Linked DNA regions of Homo sapiens: region 2 is linked to region 1. The links are chromatin loops, found by intact Hi-C in ENCODE. Cell type or tissue: PC-9. All regions are shown on one strand. Each heading gives the region's core, and the rest is flanking DNA. Links, peaks and the distances in the headings are about the cores only. Region 1 holds the start of AANAT (aralkylamine N-acetyltransferase). Region 2 has its middle 22 kb from the start of SNHG20.

What was found. Hi-C counts contacts between places; a loop is a spot of excess contacts. Peaks named below come from ENCODE experiments on the same cell type or tissue, not always from the same donor. Only the 100,000 strongest peaks of a DNase experiment are listed, where the experiment ranks them.
Region 2: a loop joins it to region 1, with 7 times the contacts of the local background. A loop is called at or near these places in 3 of 110 quality-filtered maps.

What each region holds. Positions count from the first base shown.
Region 1 is chr17:76,461,758-76,470,409 of GRCh38, reverse strand. It overlaps AANAT (aralkylamine N-acetyltransferase), which reads right to left and starts at 2,807. Exons shown (of 4, transcript NM_001088.3): 1 at 2,683-2,807; 2 at 1,501-1,738; 3 at 1,083-1,237; 4 at 293-745. The coding sequence starts at 1,663. The coding sequence ends at 440. In PC-9, for the core only: CTCF peaks have their summits at 4,052 and 4,256 (motif pointing left); no DNase peak of the experiment used is centred there.
Region 2 is chr17:77,062,317-77,071,556 of GRCh38, reverse strand. No RefSeq gene overlaps it. Among named protein-coding and RNA genes, the nearest start is that of SNHG20, 22 kb to the left of the region's middle. RefSeq lists a silencer at 4,476-4,770. In PC-9, for the core only: CTCF peaks have their summits at 4,377 and 4,579 (motif pointing right); a DNase peak (open chromatin) is centred at 2,436.

The sequences.
Region 1 (8,652 bases), core at 16-8,015:
CTCTGCCCCATCCTGCTGCTCCCCACTCTCCCCCACCCTAGGGGCTAAGGGTGGGAAGCGGCATCCATGAGGCTGGGGAGAATAAGGACACCCCCCCCCCCCACCGAGCAATGGGCTACTGTGAGGATGCCGCCTTGGTGCCTTTGCCCACCTGCCAGGAGGAAAGGAGCCAGGAACCCCACAGCACCTCCCATTGTCCCCGCTTACCAACCCAGCCCGGTCTCAGGTACAGAGTTCAGAACACAGGAGGTCCAGAGGCCTCGTGGGGACAGACAAGACACACCACTCCAGCTCAGGCCGTGAGAAGCCACCTTATCTCCTCTTTATTTAGCCCTGCTCTCTCCACTCTCTGGAAACTGCTGTCTCCATGCTCAGCTGAGCTAAGAGGAGCCCAGGGCAGAGACGGGGATCATGTTGGCAGCCAGGTGGGCAGCCCAGTTCAGCAGCCGCTGTTCCTGCGCAGGAAGGGGTGGCCCCGCAGGGAGCAGTGGAGCTCCATGAAGGTGAGGGAGCCCACGGTGATGGCGCAGGGGCCCACGGCGTGGAAGCTGAACCTCTCATAGAAGGGTACCAGCGCGTCCTCGCACATGAGCGCGGCCCGGCGCACGGCCGGCTGGCTGCCCAGGTGGTGCAGGTAGCGCCACAGCAGGATGGGGCCCCTGCCCTGCTGCCGGAAGGCGCGGTGCACGGCCAGCACATGCAGGTGGGCTATGTGGCCCCCAGACCTGTGCAGCGTCAGTGACTCCTGGGAGCGAGCAAGGGATGAGATCCCAGGTCACTTCTGCTGACACGTGCTCCCCCCCAACCACCAACCCAGGCAGGGAGCAGGTGTCCCCTGGGTGCCTGTGGTCAGGGCACCCACCCCAGCAAAGGAGGGCCCCAAATTGGGAGCCATACCCCCAACCCCATGGAGAAAACTTGAAGACCCAGAAGGTCTTGCTCTGGGAGGGGCCTGTGGCCTGTACTCATCTCTCCAGTTCTGGAGGAAGAAATCCCAGCCCCTGGGCTCCCCTCCCCGCCATCTGGCTGACCTCTGTCTTCAGAGGCCTCCCTGGAGCTGGGCGTCGCAGCCCTGTCCTCACCTGCATGAGTCTCTCCTTGTCCCAGAGCGAGCCGATGATGAAGGCCACAAGGCAGCCCTCCTCGAACCAGCCCAGGGACAGCTCTGGACATAGGGTCAGGAAGTGCCGGATCTCATCCAGGTACAGGGGGCAGACGCCCAAGACGGAGATGAAGGCTGTGGCAGGAGGCTCAGGTGGGTGACTGGTAGTCGCTGTGCCTCGCGTCCACTGTCTGCTGCACCCCGAGTGTCCACTCAGATGCCCCGTTCCCCACAGGAAAATGGGGGTTAGGGCTGCTGTTTCCCCCACTTTCTTGAGCGCACACATGGTCTGATACTCTGGGACCCAGCCTCCAAGGACAGGAGACTAAGGGTCTCCTCCCCACAGGATAACTGGACCAGAGTGGAGCATCCCTCTGACCCTGTGCGGGGCCACTCACCTTCACGCTCGATCTCAAAGGCGCTGACAGCGTCCTCCGGGGTGAGGCAGCGAAACTCACTGGCAGGGAGTGTGTGGCGCCGCTGACAGCTCGGGGACTCGGGGATCCCAGGTGGCAGACGTGGGGCCTCAGGTTTCAGGGGGTGGGTGCTCTGCGTGGACATTCTGGCCACTGGTGCCTCCTTGGGGCGCCCCAGCTTTGGAAGTGTCCTCCTAAGCCAAGGAGGGCCTCCCAGCACCTGTTGGAGAACAGCAAGGGACAGGGGTCTCATCCTCATCTCCAGGGAGGCAGGCCCCAGAGTATGTATCTGGCCTCTTTTGTAGCAGGAACTGGGGTGGAGACAGCCCCTAAATCAATGGGCACATTCCCCAGGTACCTGGTCCCCGAGGCTGTTACCAGGCATTGCAAACATTGGCACTGTCTCCCCACCTTTCCCTCTCAGCCAGAAGGATCCCTGGAGGTTTGCCACCTTGCAGACCTGCAGACATTGGTCTCAGGGTGCCGTCTGGGTGCTTCTGAGCCCCAGAGATGGTGGCAGGGATGAGCAGGGCTCAGTGGAGCCTGGGGCACCCCAACCCTGCTGCCCACGGTGGGAGGGGAGGCAGGACTCGTGACCCTCCACTGACCACGTCTAATGCAACTGTGCAGTGGGTGGGCGCCCGGTTCCCCCACACCACCATTCATGTGGTTTATCTTACCTCCCCAGAGGGAGGCTTCTGGTCCTTTGGGTGCAAGATCCTGTGGCAGAGAGCTTTTTAGGTAGCCTCAGCCCTTGGTCCTAGAGAGCCCCTTAATCAAAGTGGGCCCTTAGGGAGCCTCTACTTCTATCCAGATGGCCTCAGACTGGGCCACACACATGCAGGATTTGTGGTGGGGGGTGGGGAGGTTAGAGGGAGCCGGGGGCTGCAGAGGGCCTGGGGAATGGGGAGGAGCAGGCAAGGAGAGTGCATAGGACACCCCCTGCCCCACACATCCAGCTCATCAGACATTCCCCTCTGGGCACTCTTGTCTCCCAAGACACCCTGCAGATTTGCAGTTCTTAGAGGAGGCCATCCCTCCCTCCACCTTCCAAGACACTTAATAAACTCCATGGCTTCCATGTTTCCCTCCATGTCTAGAAGCTCCAAGTAGAGAAGCTCCTGTTCCTAAAGGCTGAGAGCCAGGAGTGGGGGTCCCACCTACCTGGACTGTGGAGAGGATACCCAGTGTTCCCTCCACAAAGCCGCTAGCCCTGGGGGCCTGTCCGCAGGCACGGGAACCAGTAAAATCCGGGACTCCGGGCTGCAAGGCTGTAGTAGCAGATGTTCCCCGGGCAGCCTGTGGTGCTGTTAGAGGTTTGTAATCCCCCCACCCCACCTCTCGAGCTATCCCAGGCAGGATGACGCCAGCAGGGCTCTGGCAGCCTCGGCCCCTGCCTTGCTGAAGGGAAACGTCAGCTCTGGTGCCCTGGGCACAGAAGGGATTACCAGAGGCTGACTGAGGCCCCAGGGTTTGGGGAAGAGAGCGTGGGGCTAAGCCTCAGGGGTCCATCTCTAATCCCTGCTCTGTCACCGACTGGCTGGGCACCAGCGATTCTCCCTCTGTCCCTCGGAGTCTTGGACAAGCCCACCTCTTATGTGGGGGGAGGGGGTGGGAATTCAAGCTACCAATTTGTGCACTTTAAGTACGTTCTACTTCAAGTTTATTTAAATATTTAATTTAATTAAATATTTAAATATTCAGGAGGTTGCCCTACCAAACATCTCAACTACAAAGCTCTCTGCTATTGACCTTGGCTCCACCCATTCCCAGGGCTGCCCAGGCCTTGGCACTTGGTGCTGGCATTCCCTCGGGATGCAGGCCCCTCTCCCTGTTGGCTCTGACTACCCCCTGCCCTCCAGCTCACACCCCATCCTGCACCCCTTAGCTCTTCTCTCGCCAGCACCTGCCTCTCCGCCCCACCCAGCAGTGCAGATCCTGTGTCCATCTCGGGCTCCTGGGGGTCCTGGAGGTTGGATTTCACAGGTGCACTCTTTTGACCCCCTGCAGAGGAAGCTTCTGCTCCTACCCACACAGCTTGGGACGGACCTCTGAGGGTCCTTCCTGTCCTGGCAGCCTGTGAGTGCCACTGCTTACAGCACTTGCTATGTGCCGGGCCCTGGATACGCGTCTCCTTTAATCCACACGGAAGCCCGGCCAAATGAGTATTAACCACGTTATAGAGAAGGAAACCGAGGCACAGACAGGTTCAGTAACCTGCTCAGAGCCATCCAACAAGTGAAGGGGGAGGGGCAAAGCCGGGTCAGCCTCCTGACATGCACTGCCACGGCTGCACTGGTGGGACCCACTCATCTCACAATGAGACTCCTGTTTCCTGTCTTCATGATTCTCCTGCTGGTTTTCAGTGTCCTCACAGGTGCACTCTTTCGACCCCCCCGCAGAGGAAGCTCCTGTTCCTACCCATACGGTTTGGGACACAGCCCCTGACCGTGGAGTGACCCCGTCCCGATGCCCCCGCCCACCCACCACATGCATTCCTCCTGTCTCTGGGTCCCCTTCTCCCAGGGCCCCTCTGCACTCTGAGGCCCACCTGCCTGCTAGAAGGGACCCTCAACAGACCTCTCAGGACCGACCAGAGACCTCCTTGGGCTTGGTTGGTGGGGTGGTCATGTCCAAGACCTCAGCTGGGCATCCCCACCTTCAACCTCCAGGGTCCCCCAAAAGGCCTCTTCTGTCCCTTCATAGACTGTGGCTCCATGGCACCCCCTGGTGGCCAATCCTAATCAGTCACTTGGCGATGCCTGAGAAGAGCCTGCTGTTCAATCGGCCTCTCTCTTTGCTGACTTCCACATGGCCCTGTTCTTTCCGGACAACACCCTAGAGGTCTAGAACCTCAGGGAACAAGATGAGGCAGTAAGCCAGGCACAGTGGCTCACCGCTGTAATCCCAGCACTTTGGGAGACAGAGACGGGAGGATGGCTTGAGCCGGAGAGGTCGAGGCTGTAGTGACTCGCCACTGCACTCCAGCCTGGGCGACAGAGCGAGACCCTGTCTCAAAAAAATACAAATAAAAATAAATTTTTTTTAAAGATGAGGCGGTATGTTAAACATGGTGAAACTGGGAAGTTCAAACCCTTGTGGGACAGGAGAGGAGACAGGGGAGGGCAGGGTGATCGCTGGGACCTTTGTCCTGGTCAACAGGAAGAAAACCACATACCACCACCAATGAGAAGGAAAATAAGGAGGGTGAGGGGCCCAACAGGGTGATGGGTACAGAGAGAAGGAGATCCCTGGGGCTGGGCATAGTGGCTCACACCTGTAATCCCAGCACTTTGGGAGGCCAAGGCAGGAGGATCACTTGAGCCCAGGAGTTTGAGACCAGCCTGGGCAACATAGCAAGACCCCTGTCTCTACAAAAAATTTAAAAATCAGCCAAGCATGGTGGCACACACCTGTAGCCCCAGCTACTTGGGAGGCTGAGGTGGGAAGATCACTTGAGCCTAGGTGGTTCAGGCTGCAGTGATGAGCCACTGCACTCCAGCCTGGGTAACTGAGCAAGATGTTGTCTCAAAAAAAAAAAAAAAAATCCTGACCTCAGGTGGGCTCTAAAAAAGAAGCACCTCCGAGATCATCCTCACGCCAGGGACACCGATTGCACTGTTTATCAGATGCCCAGTCTTGTCCTGCTATTGCAGTTAAGAGTGCTGGCAACGCCTCTGGTGACTGCCTCTCAGGTGGATCTTGGGGATGGGGGGGAGAATGTGTCCTTTGCCCCCCAAGTCGTACCTGTTCAGTCACTCTAGACAGCTGATAAACACCTAACCTGATGGGCAAGGCCGGGCACGGTGGCTCATGCCTGTAATCCCAGCACTTTGGGAGGCTGAGGCGGGTGGATCACCTGAGGTCAAGAGTTCGAGACCAGCCTGGCCAATATGGTGAAACTCCGTCTCTACTAAAAATACAAAAAATCAGCCAGGTGTGGTGGTGGGCGCTTGTAATCCCAGCCACTTGGGAGGCTGAGGCAGGAGAATTGCTTGAACCCAGGAAGCAGAGGTTGCAGTGAGCCAAGATCGTGCCATTGTACTCCAGCCTGGGCAAAAAGAGTGAAACTGCTATCTCAAAAAAAAAAAATATATAGATACAGACAGGGAGAAGCTGGCATCTGTATGTTTCCCAGGGGTGCTGTAACAGATGATACACAAACTGGATGACTGTAAACCACAGAAATGGCTTGACGTCGTGGCTCATGCCTGTAATCCCAGCACTTTGGGAGGCCGAGGCTCTTTGTTCCCAGCCTCTCCCTCCAGCAGCAGCTCCCTTGAAAGTCCTGTATCCACAACTCACCCACCGCGACTCCCTGCCCAGTGTGTACCATGCCACCCTGCCTCACCCATGATGGCTCCCCTCAGGGGTCCCCCTGTCTCTCCACCCAGCCTGGCCTCTTTCGATCTCCCAGACAGATTTACACATTTCAAATGCCAGATGGGGTTCAGTTTTCTCCCAAAAGGCTCTTCGGTCCCATGAAAATCATGGTCTGTGACTGGGCTTCCACTTCAAGACTCCAGAATATTCTTTTTTTTTTTTTTTTTAAGACAGAGTCTTGCTCTGTGGCCCAGGCTGGAGTGCAATGGCACAATCTCGGCTCACTGCAACCTCCGCCTCCCAGGTTCAAGCAATTCTCCTGCCTTAGCCTCCCAAGTAGCTGGGATTACGGGCGCACACCACCATGCCTGGCTAATTTTTTTTATTTTTCCTAGAGATGGGCTTTCGCCATATTGGTCAGGCTGGTCTCAAACTCCTGAACTCAGGTGATCCACCTGCCTCAGCCTCCTAAAGTGTTGGGATTACAGGCGTGAGCCACCGCACCCAGGCAGGACTCCAGAATATTCTATAGCAGTTTGGAGAGGGGTTGTCCAGGGCACACAGAGAACTGCCAGGGACCATGCTACCTAACTCCCCACCTGCCCTGGTAGAGCCTCACCTCTGACCCATCAGAGCCCCCATCCCACTCCTAATCAGATGTGGTGAGGATGATGACGACAGTTATTGAGCGGATAACTGATATCATGACAGTAAAAAAGGTTCTGAGAGGATGTGTATCACCACACGAAAGCTGAGAACCAAGCTTTTGGGATGTCCACTGTTAGCAGGGAAAGGAGTTATTAACAGGAACACAGGTGAAGCCACAAGAAGGGAAGAACCCAGGGGAGAATGTCCAAGAAATGGGGCAGATAGAGCCTGAAATGCCACAAAGAATGGAGAACAGATCTCAGATTCTGCCAACAGGGAGGCTCCGATGACCTTTAAGAATCCTTCCAGAAAAGGCCGGGCACGGTGGCTCACACCTGTAATCCCAGCACTTTAGGAGGCTGAGGTGGGTGGATAGCTCGAGGTCAGGAGTTCAATAGCAGTCTGGCTAACATGGTGAAACCCCGTCTCTACTAAAAATACAAAAATGATCTGGGCGTGGTGGTGGGTGCCTGTAATCCCAGCTACTCGGGAGGCTGAGGCAGGAGAATTGCTGGAACCCAGGAGGCAGAGGTTGCAGTGAGCCAAGATTGCACCACTGCACTCCAACTTGGGCCACAGAGCAAGACTGTATCTCAAAAAAAAAAAAAAAAGGAATCCTTCCAGAAGGGAGAAATGGGTGGAGAGGCCAGATGCAGAGGAATGGCCTTAATGGTGACAGTGAGAGGTGGAGTGCAGAGGCCGTTGATTAAAGGCACACTGACTCGCTGCCACGGCCGGGGGTTGGAGAAAACCTCCCCACGGCCCCCACCCCATCCCGGGCACCGAGCCTGCTGCAGCTGCTGATACCCCCGGAGAGCCTGGTGCAGGGGCAGTGAGCATCCCCACCGGGCCCAGTGCAGAAGCCCTGGACCTGGAATCTGGGAGCTTCCCGCATGGAGACACACCCCCTCCCCTCCGTGTGTCAGCTGCCCAGTTTCACACCCAGACTGAAGGGAGCCCATTTGGGGCAGACCAAGGAGTGGGCCCCATGGCCATGTCCCAGGGACACCTTGACGATGCCTCTGAGATACCGGTTTTCCATGCAGAGCAGTTGAGAGGCCCGGCGTGCAGGAAGCATAGCCCTCTCTTCAGGCTCTTGTGCAATGGCTGCATTTTTTTGGTGGTTTCGATGGTCACTTTCTCTCTCAACTCCTCCCCTGCACTAAAGGTCTGCCCCACAGACCTGGCACTGAGCACATCTCGCGTTATCGTCTTTACCTTTCCAGCCTGAGTACTACCACGTGGCAGGCTCCCCGGGGGATGAGAGATGGAGAACTGTGTGCGGCAAGTTTATTGGGGAGAGGTCTCATGAGCGACCCCTACCATGGAGCAGGGCAGAGGGCTGGACAGTGGAAGCTGAGCCGTGATGGTGCAGCTGTAACCGAGGCCTTGGCGCATCCCCCGAGGAGCTTCAGACTTGGGAAGCCCTTCTGGACCCACCTCTTTGTCCTGCATCAACCTTGGGTGGAACAGCTTGCTTCATTGAGGGCAGTTGCAGGAAAATCCAGCTGGGAGCCGTCAGCAGTCCTGCCCACTGCGGGTAAGAGCCCTGAATCACTTTCTCCAAGCTTCCAAGTACCAGGGTCCTTGCCAGGGTGATAAATTCTGTAACAGGGAAAAGAGCTCCCATACCAACACACGTTCCTTATCCAACTTTATGCTCTGATCCCCTTGGCCCAGCCAGCATCCTCTGATTCCAGTCCCCACTCTCCTGGCTCTGGCTGGGACCTGCAGCTCCTTCAGGACAGAGCCTCCTTCCTCCCTTAGCCGACCCAGCACTTCACCAGTAGGTGAGGTTGCGATTTAGCCCTAGTTACTGGCCCAGTGCAAGAAGAGGAGGTGCAGTATATACTCAGGGTTGGGAAGGGGGTAGTACATGTCTCCTAAGGAAGAGGCATTGTCCCCAAGGAAGGAGGGGCACTAACCTCTGTCCCTGGATGGCTCCCGCTTCTCCCCAGGGGCCTCCTCTGTATCGCTGACTCATTAAGGTTGGGAATTCAACCTGCTCTCAGGCTCTGCCATGCTGACTTCTCTCTGTTCCTTAACTTCAGGAGGCGAGTTTCTTTACATGCTGCCAAGGAGGCCCTCTGGCTTTTCCACTTTGCCTTCAAGCAGTGATTCTTCACCCCCAGCCTCTGACTGCCTTTCTCCTCTGCACTGACT
Region 2 (9,240 bases), core at 613-8,612, 600 kb before region 1:
GGTGGATAAAGCGCACATGGAGGCCGGGCGCGGTGGCTCACGCCTGTAATCCCAGCACTTTGGGAGGCCCAGGCGGGCGGATCATAAGGTCAGGCGTTCCAGACTAGCCTGGCCAACATGGTGAAACCCCATATCTACTAAAAACACAAAAATTAGCCGGGTGCGGTGGTGCGTGCTTATAATCCCAGCTACTCAGGAGGCTGAGGCAGGAGAATCACTTGAACCTGGGAAGCTCACAATTGCAGTGAGCTGAGGTCATACCATTGCACTCCAGCCCGGGTGACAGAGCAAGACTCCATCTCAAAAAAAAAAAAAAAAAAATGGCATACATGGGACCCCCACAGCTATCTGCCCAGCCCTTAGCACCCTCAGCTTTCGGGAGGTGGGAGGAGTGGGGAAAGAGAGTGGCAGACAGGCTCCTCTTCATGTCTGCATCTCCCACCTGCTTTCTGTGAGCCACGTTGGTCATCCCCGCACCAGGTTTGCATAGTAGCCATGACAGCTTGTACTGGAGCCGCATGGTGGGTTGGAAAGGCGTTTATCAATCCAAAACACTCCAGTCATTGGCATATTTTATGGGATTCCAAAACCATGGAGAGTGGAGGAACGTTCTTCCCCAAAGCTTCCCTCAGGAGACAGAGAGGAAAAAAAAAAAAAAAAAAAAGAGGAATGAGAGAGACGAAAAGGCTTTTTTACTCCCCAAATTGGAACCACACTTCAGATGAAAATAATGTGTCTTGAAGGCAGTGATAAGATAGAAGAGAAAATTGCTCTAGAAATGTTCATGACGGTGTCTCCCTCTTATCTCTTTGTGCCCCTGTCAGTTGGAGACACAGTGTTTTCTGCTGATTGAGAAAACCCAGAATATGGAACAAAAGCTGTCTTTAAAGCGTGGTCTCTGAGAACATTAGCCCGTTTTTTTAACGTCTTTAATTTCACGGCTTCAACATGTACGGTTGTTTGACAATTTCATGAGGCAGCTGTGGGGAGAAAACAAAACGTGGCTGCCAATTAGCGCTGTCTCACTTGTCTGTCCAACTGCTCCGTCTTTTCTGAAGCCTTACATGCATTTTTCCAAGCCACTTGGCTTCTTCGGTGCTGGATATTTAATTTGCCTGGAACATTCTCACAGATCAGCATTTCATGAGAGCCTCGTGGAAGGCCTGTCTGACGGTGTGGTGCTTGGCTGGAGGGCAGCACCTGTACCTTCCTGGTCAGTTCTCATCAGAGAAAAGGTGTCACTTGCTGTCTTTCATATGTTGAAGTCCTAACCCTCAGGACCTCAGAACTTGCCCTTATTTGGAAATAGGGTCTTTGCAGAAGTAATCAAGTTAAGATGAGGTCATCAAGATGAGCTCTAATCCAAAGACCAGTTTCCTTATAAAAAGTAAAATTAGGCCGGGCGTGGTGGCTCACGCCTGTAATCCCAGCACTTTGGGAGGCCGAGGTGGGCGGATCACAAGGTCAGGAGATCGAGACCATCCTGGCTAACATGGTGAAACCCTGTCTCTACTAAAAATACAAAAAATTAGCCGGGCGTGGTGGCGGGTACCTGTAGTCCCAGCTACACGGGAGGCTGAGGCAGGAGAATGGCGGCGTGAACCCGGGAGGCGGAGCTTGCAGTGAGCCGAGATCGCACCACTGCACTCCAGCCTGGGCGACAGAGCGAGACTCTGTCTAAAAAAAAAAAAAAAAAAAAAAGTAAAATTTGGGCCAGGCACTGTACCTCACACTGTAATCCCAGCACTTTGGGAGGCCGAGACGGGTGGATTACTTGAGGTCAGGGGTTCAAGACCAGCCTGGCCAACATGGTGAAACCCTGTCTCTACTAAAAATACAAAAATTAGCTGGGTGTGGTGGCAGCCTCCTGTAATTCCATCTACTTGGGAGGCTGAGGCAAGAGACTCGCTTGAACCTGGGAGGCGAAGGTTGCAGTGAGCCAAGATCATGCCACTGCACTCCAGCCTGGGGGACAGAGGGAGACTCTGTCTCAAAAAAAAAAAAAAAAGTAAAATTTTGACACAGTTATACACATAAAGGGAAGCTGATGTGCAGAGACACAGGGAGAAGATGCCATCTATAAGCCAAAGAGAGAGTCGGGGAGCAGCTGCCTCCCTCAGAAACCGTGGAAGGAACCAACCCTGCTGACACCTTGATCTTGGACTTCTGGCCTCCAGAGTGGTGACAGAAGAAATTTCTGTTGTGTAAGCTACTCAGTTATTGTTACTTTGTTATGGCAGCCACAGGAAACCAAACAGTTATTGAAAAAGCCCCTGTGGTCTGGAGAGTGCAGAAGGCTGCCTCAGTTTCCCCAGTGTGGCTGAGCATGACCTTGGTTTAAGAGAGATGAGGTTGAAACAGGGTGAGCTTTACTCGGCCAAGATTTCTCATGCTTCTTCTAGCATCCACCCCACCCACCTGACTCATACCTGTTGGGATGCAGCAGGCCGGGAGACTGGGGAGGGGACAGCAGCCTTCCCTCTGGTACTGCTCATTCAGCACCAGATCCTCCAGACTGTGGGGCCCTGCTCTGGCTATCCCCAATGCCCTGGATGAATCCAACATCTTCCCCTGGCCAGCACATCCCTGACTGCCTGGCTGTTGTCTTCCCAGGGGCTCTGGAGCTAATCTGGTAAACATTTCCTTTACATATTTAAGGCTAACCACTTTACCCAAGACAGCCTGGCTTTCTAGAACATTCTTTCACACTCAGAATAATTGTCTGGACACTGGTCCCTCAGAGGCCAGTGTGAGAGCATCTTCTCCCGTATCCACTGCCCAAGAGGAGGTGCCACTCAGCTGAGGGGCTTGAGTGGTCTGTCTTTTAGGGCTGATTTGGGCTGAACAGTATCCTCCAAAAGATATGTTCAAGTCCTAATCGCTGGTACCTGTAAATGTGACTTACTTGGTAAAAGGGTCTTTGCAGCTGTAATGAAGATGATGTAGGCTGGGCACAGTGGCTCACGCCTGTAATCCCAGCACTTTGGGAGGCCAAGGTGGTCAGATCACTTGAGGTCAGGAGTTCCAGACTAGCCTGGCCACATGGTAAAACCCCATCTCTACCAAAAATATAAAAAATTAGCTGGATGTGGTGGCGCAAGCCTGTAATCCCAGCTACTCAGGAGGCTGAAGCAGGAGAATCGCTTGAACCTGGGAGGCGGAGGTTGCAGTGAGCTGAGATCATACCACTACACTCCAGCCTGGGCAACAGAGTGAGACTTTGTTTCAAAAAAAAAAAAAAAGAAAGAAAGAAAGAAAGAAAAAGATGATGTAAAAGGCAAATACATCTTGGGACCCTGAAATCACTAAGCCAAAGGCTGGGAACTGCAAAGATTTAAAAAAAAAAAAAAAAAAAAAAAAGCTACACACCTCTCTCACAATTTTCCCACACGAAAATTCGGTAGACAAAGGACAAACAGAACTCAAAGTCACCCTCTGCTCACCTGAGGCAAACGCATATCTGCTTCCTTGCCGCCATCGTTTCACTGAGCCAGGCTGGACGCTGGTATAAGTGACCATTCCGTTACACTACTCTCACAGGTAAATGGTGTATGCAGTAATCAGGTGGCTAATCAGAGGCTAAAAGAATGCAACTGTTTCTCTCTTATCTGCCTATAATCAGGAAGCCCCTTGCTTCAAGTTGTCCCACCTTTCCAGATCGAATCAACATACATCTTACACATATTGATTGATGTCTCATGTCTTCCTAAAATGTGTAAAACCAAGCTGTGCCCCAGCCACCTTGGGCACATGCTGTCAGGACCCCCTGAGGCTGTGTCACGGGTGCGTCCTTAACCTTGGCAAAATAAACTTTCCAAATTGATTGAGATGTCTCTCAGGTACTTCTGGGTTCACAACGAGGTCATGCTAAAGGTGGGCCCTAAATCTAACAAATAGTGTTTGGTTTTTTTGTTTTGTTTTTTTGAGACGGAGTCTCTGTTGCCCAGGCTGGAGTGCAGTGACGCGATCTCAGCTCACTGCAAACTCCACCTCCCAGGTTCAAGCGATTCTCCTGCCTCAGCCTCCTGAGTAGCTGGGATTACAGGCGTGCACCACCACGTCCAGCTAATTTTTGTATTTTTAGTAGAGACGGGGTTTCACCATGTTGGCCAGCCTTGTCTTGAACTCCTGACCTCAAGGGCTCTGCCTGCCTCGGTCTCCCAAAGTGCTGGGATTACAGGTGTGAGCCATCATGCCCGCCGGACCTAAAAGATGCTTTAGTTAATCTGTTTCGGATTGGGAGGGCCTGGAAGAAAAAGAGCTAGCTATGTTAATAGAGATTCTTTACAGATGCAAATTTTCCCCCACAAAGGACAGCTTTGCAGGGCCATTTCAAGATATGGCAAAGAAACATGTTTTGGGGTAAAGTATTTTGATTTTCTTCCTTGTCTCGTAATGTTATGCCAGAGTCAGGTTGGAAAGTAAATCACAATATATAGGGTTAAATAAAACCCATCTGATGAGAATTTTTGATTTATAGGTCATGACTCCCAGACCCCTTAGGAATTTGGGCAAGATACAAAAATCAGTTTAGTTCTCACCAGAGAACTTGAATCCCAGCAGGAGTCTGGGAGCCACTAGATGGCAGTCAAGACTGAGGCTGGACCAAGTCTAAACCAGCGGCAATGGCCACATGCCCATGGTGGGCAGAGGCAGGGCGGCCCCCTTGGGAGGGGAAAGGGAGGACGCCGCAGCCAGCTGTGTCTGTGAGGGACAAGGCAGGGGCAAAAGTCACTATTCAGGGAGGATGGAGGTTTGAAAGCCCAGGAGCTTTCACGTGAAGAAGAAACCAAGTTCAGAAATGTTCAGAGGCTTACCTGATGTCACAAATCAGTGTCTTGGACACAGAGCCCAAAACTGGCCCTGGGTCTGGTTTGCCCACCATGTACAAGAGAAATTCATCTTAGCTGGCTCTGACTTAGAAAGAGGAAGAAGGTGCCCTTGGGGAGGCCACCTGGGCTCTCCATTTTGAAGCAGGCAGCTGTCCAGAACTGCAGCTCTTCCCCACAGGGGCTACCTGGCCAGAGGCTGCTGGGTCAGGCAGTGCTCACCTGTCAGGTCAAGGAGGCCCAGGGAGGTGTGTGGGGAGCCACAGCAGCAGGTTGCAGTGGGTCCCTGGGGTGGGTGGGATGCTTATGGGTCAGATTAGGGACCTGTGTGTCCCTTCCACGGGCAGCTTTCTGCACAGCCTTCCCTCTCCATAAGTGCAGAAAGAGATCGAGGCCTCCTGGTCACTTGGAGCAGTGTTCTTTATTCAGACAGGATCCTTCTGGGTTAGTTCATCCAGATTTTTGGAAACTTTGGGAGAAGCATCCATTGTCATTTATGTGCAAGTCTGGCCACATCTAGTTTCCCTGAGCCAAAATTGCAGCCACCTTGTAAGATGCTTCACAGGCTCTTGGTACCTGATGTTGACAGCGATAAAAAGGCAAAGGGGAAGGTTAGTGAAGACTTTTTAGTTCTTAAAAAAAAACCCATAATGATGAGTAACATTTATCAATCGCAAATGATGGGCCAAGCATTTTGCGTGCATTGCCCAATTTAGTTCTCACAACCACCCTTGAGATAACAAACAAAATGAAGAAGAAACCAAGTTCAGAAAGGCTCAGAAACTTGCATGATGTCACGAATCAGAGCCTTGGAGTCAGGGCTGAAGCAGGACCTGGGCCTGGTTAGCCCACCCTGTACAAGAAATGCCCTCCAGCTGTGCAAAAGCCAAACCTTAGGACAAGAGAAGGGGAGCTAAAATTGTCGTGAGAAAGAGTTTAGAGGAAGCAATGAAACTTTAGGGATACAAAAATTGCACAAGCTCCCATTTCACTTTTCCCCAAATATTAATATCTTTCGGAACCTTAGGAAAGATTATGGGCTGGGCGCAATGGCTTACACCTGTAATCCCAGCACTTCAGGACGTCGAGGCAGGCAAATCACTTGAGGTCGGAAGTTCAATACCAGCCTGGCCAACATGGCAAAACCACATCTCTACTAAAAATACAAACATGAGCCAGGCGTGCTGGCAGGTACCTGTAATCTCAGCTACTCTGGAGGCTGAGGCAGAAGAATCGCTTGAGCCCGGGAGGCAGAGGTTGCAGTGAGCTGAGATTGTGCCATTGCACTCCAGCCTGGGCGACAAGAGCGAGACTCCATCTTGGAAAAAAAAAAAAAAAAGATTATGGGCTGGGCGTGGTGGCTCACGCCTATAATCTCAGCACTTTGGGAGGCTGAGGAGGGCAGATTGCTTGAGCCCAGGAGTTTGTGACCAACCTGTGCAACATGGCGAGACCCCATCTCTACAAAAAATATAAAAATTAGCTGGGTGTGGTGACGCGTGCCTGTGGTCCCAGCTACATGGGAGGCTGAAGCAGGAAGATTGCTTGAGCCTGGGAGGCCACAGTGAACTGTGATCACACCCCTGCACTCCAGCCTGGGGGACAGAGCAAGACCTTGTCTCAAAAAAATAAATAAATAAATAAAAGAGAGAGAGAGAGAGAGGTTATGTGAAAAAAGAGCTCCATGGCTAAAATGGGTTGGGAAGCTGTAGTTTAAGTAAAGTGCAGCGGGGTTCTTTGCGGCTGGGCTTGCTTGCCTACGTCTAGGACAGAGTGACCCCGGCTCACAGCCAGCACAGAGAGGATCCCCATCCTGCCACTTCAAGGAACTGATGGTGTTGGAAATGGATTCTTCTTAGAACCTCCTGATAAGAACCCAGCCTGGCTGACACTTTGACTTTGACCTTATAAAACCTGGATCAGAGAAACTAGCCAAGCCAACCTGGACTTCCGACCTGTGAACTAATTAATACATTTGTGTTGTTTTAAGCTGCTGAAGTTGTGGCCAATTTGTTACAGTAGCAACAGGAAATTACTATACTCACATATCATGACTTTTCTCCAATCCCATGTCCTAGACAAAGCTGTCTGATCGCTGGCCCTCCCCTCAGGGCCTGTCACTCTCTGCCTTAGTGCCAAGGTGAGGCCTGAGGGTCAAAATTCAGAGGTCCTTTTGAAGTTCTCTGTCCTCAGGGGTCTTTGAAACCTGGAGCCAGAGGAAGACAGGCAGAGAATAATTGCTTGGCCAAACGAAGTTTATTTTGAATTCCAACATAGAGATTCAAAATCTAGAAGCCAGCCAGGCATGGTGGCTCACACCTGTAATCCCAGCAGTTTGGAAGGCCAAGGCAGGAGAATCACTTGAGACCAAAAGTACAACGTCAGCCTGGGCAACACAGCGAGACCCCATCTCTACTAAAAATATAAATAAAAAAATTAGCTGGCTGTGGTGTCAGTGCCTGTAGTCCCAGCTACTCAGGAGGCTGAGACAGGAATACTGCTTGAGCCCAGGAGATCGACGCTGCAATGAGCCATGTTTGAATCACTGCACTCCAGCCTGGATGACACGGCAAGACCCTGTTTCTTTTTTTTTTCTTTTTTTTTTTTTTGAGACAGAGTCTCGCTCTGTTGCCCAGGCTGGAGTGCAGTGGCACGATCTTGGCTCACTGCAGCCTCCACCTCTGGGGTTCAGGTGATTCTTGTGCCTCAGCCTCCTGAGTAGCTGGGATTACAGGCTCATGCCACCACACCTGGCGAATTTTTGTATTTTCTGTATTTTTAGTAGAGACACGGTTTCACCTTGTTGGTCAGACTGGTCTTGAACTGCTGACCTTAAGTGATCTGCCCGCCTCAGCCTCCCAAAGTGCTGGGATTACAGGTGTGAGCCACTGCACCCGGTTTTTTTTTTTTTCAAGACGGAGTTTCATTCTGTCCCTTAGGCTGGAATGCAGTGGCATGATCTCAGCTCACTGCAACCTCTACCTCCTGGGTTCAGGCGATTCTTTTTTTTTTTTTTTTTTTTTTGAGACGGAGTCTGGCTCTGTCGCCCAGGCTGGAGTGCAGTGGCGCAATCTCGGCTCACTGCAAGCTCTGCCTCCCGGGTTCACGCCATTCTCCTGCCTCAGCCTCCCGAGTAGCTGGGACTACAGGCGCCCGCCACCACGCCCGGCTAATTTTTTGTATTTTTTAGTACAGACAGGGTTTCACCATGTTAGCTAGGATGGTCTCGATCTCCTGACCTCGTGATCCGCCCGCCTCGGCCTCCCAAAGTGCTGGGATTACAGGCGTGAGCCACCTCGCCCGGCCTGAGACTCCATCTCAACAACAACAACAACAACAAAAGATATGTACATGTCAATGTATGTACATTATGCTTCAAAAGTAAATTAGAAAAAAATAATTATTTAGAAAGAAATAATTGGGTATCGTGAACAATCATTTGCTGTTTAGAGGAAAGGTGTTCCAGCTTTACAGATAAAGCACAATTTCTCCCCAGCATCCAAGTGACACACACTTCAACAGGCAGGGTTGGCCTTGGGGTTCAATGGCAATTGACAGATACTGCTCTATTGCAGCTGTGCGCCATCCCTGGTGGATCCTGATCATATAGGAAGTTCATCAATGTGTCACCAACTGAGAAAGGATGGGAAAGACTGGGATTTGATGCAGGTCTGACCGAAGCAAGATGGCTGGAGCCGAGGACCTTTTGAGCCTGTAATCGCAGCCACTCCAGAGGCTCAGGCAGGAGTCTGGAAGCTCGAAGCCACAAGGAGCTATGTATGTATGTATGTATGTATGTATGTATGTATGTATGTATGTATGTATATATGTGTTTGTTTATTTATTTATTTATTTTGAGGTGGAGTCTCACTCTGTCGCCCAGGCTGGAGTGCAGTCGTGTGATCTCAGCTCACTGCAACCTCCCCCTTCCAGGTTCAAGCCATTCTCCTGCCTCAGCTTCCCCAGTAGCTGGGATTACAGGTGTGCAGCACCCTACCCAGCTAATTTTTTGTATTTTTAGTAGAGACGGGTTTTACCATGTTGGCCAGGCTGGTCTTGAACTCCTGACCTCAAATGATCCACCCGCCTCAGCCTCCCAAAGTGCTGGGATTAGGGGCGTGAGCCATCACACCCAGCCCTCAGTGAGCTATGATCCCACCACTGCTCTCCAGCCTGGGCAACAGAGCAAGATCTTGTCTCAAAAACTAAATAAACAGGCCAGACATGGTGGCTCATGCCTGTAATCCAGCACTTTGGGAGGCTGAGGCGGGCAGATCACCTGAGGTCGGGAGTTCGAGACCAGCCTGAACAACATGGAGAAACCTCGTCTCTACTAAAAATACAAAATTAGCCGGGCGTGGTGGCGCAGGCCTGTAATCCCAGCTACTCAGGAGGCTGAGGCAGGAGAATC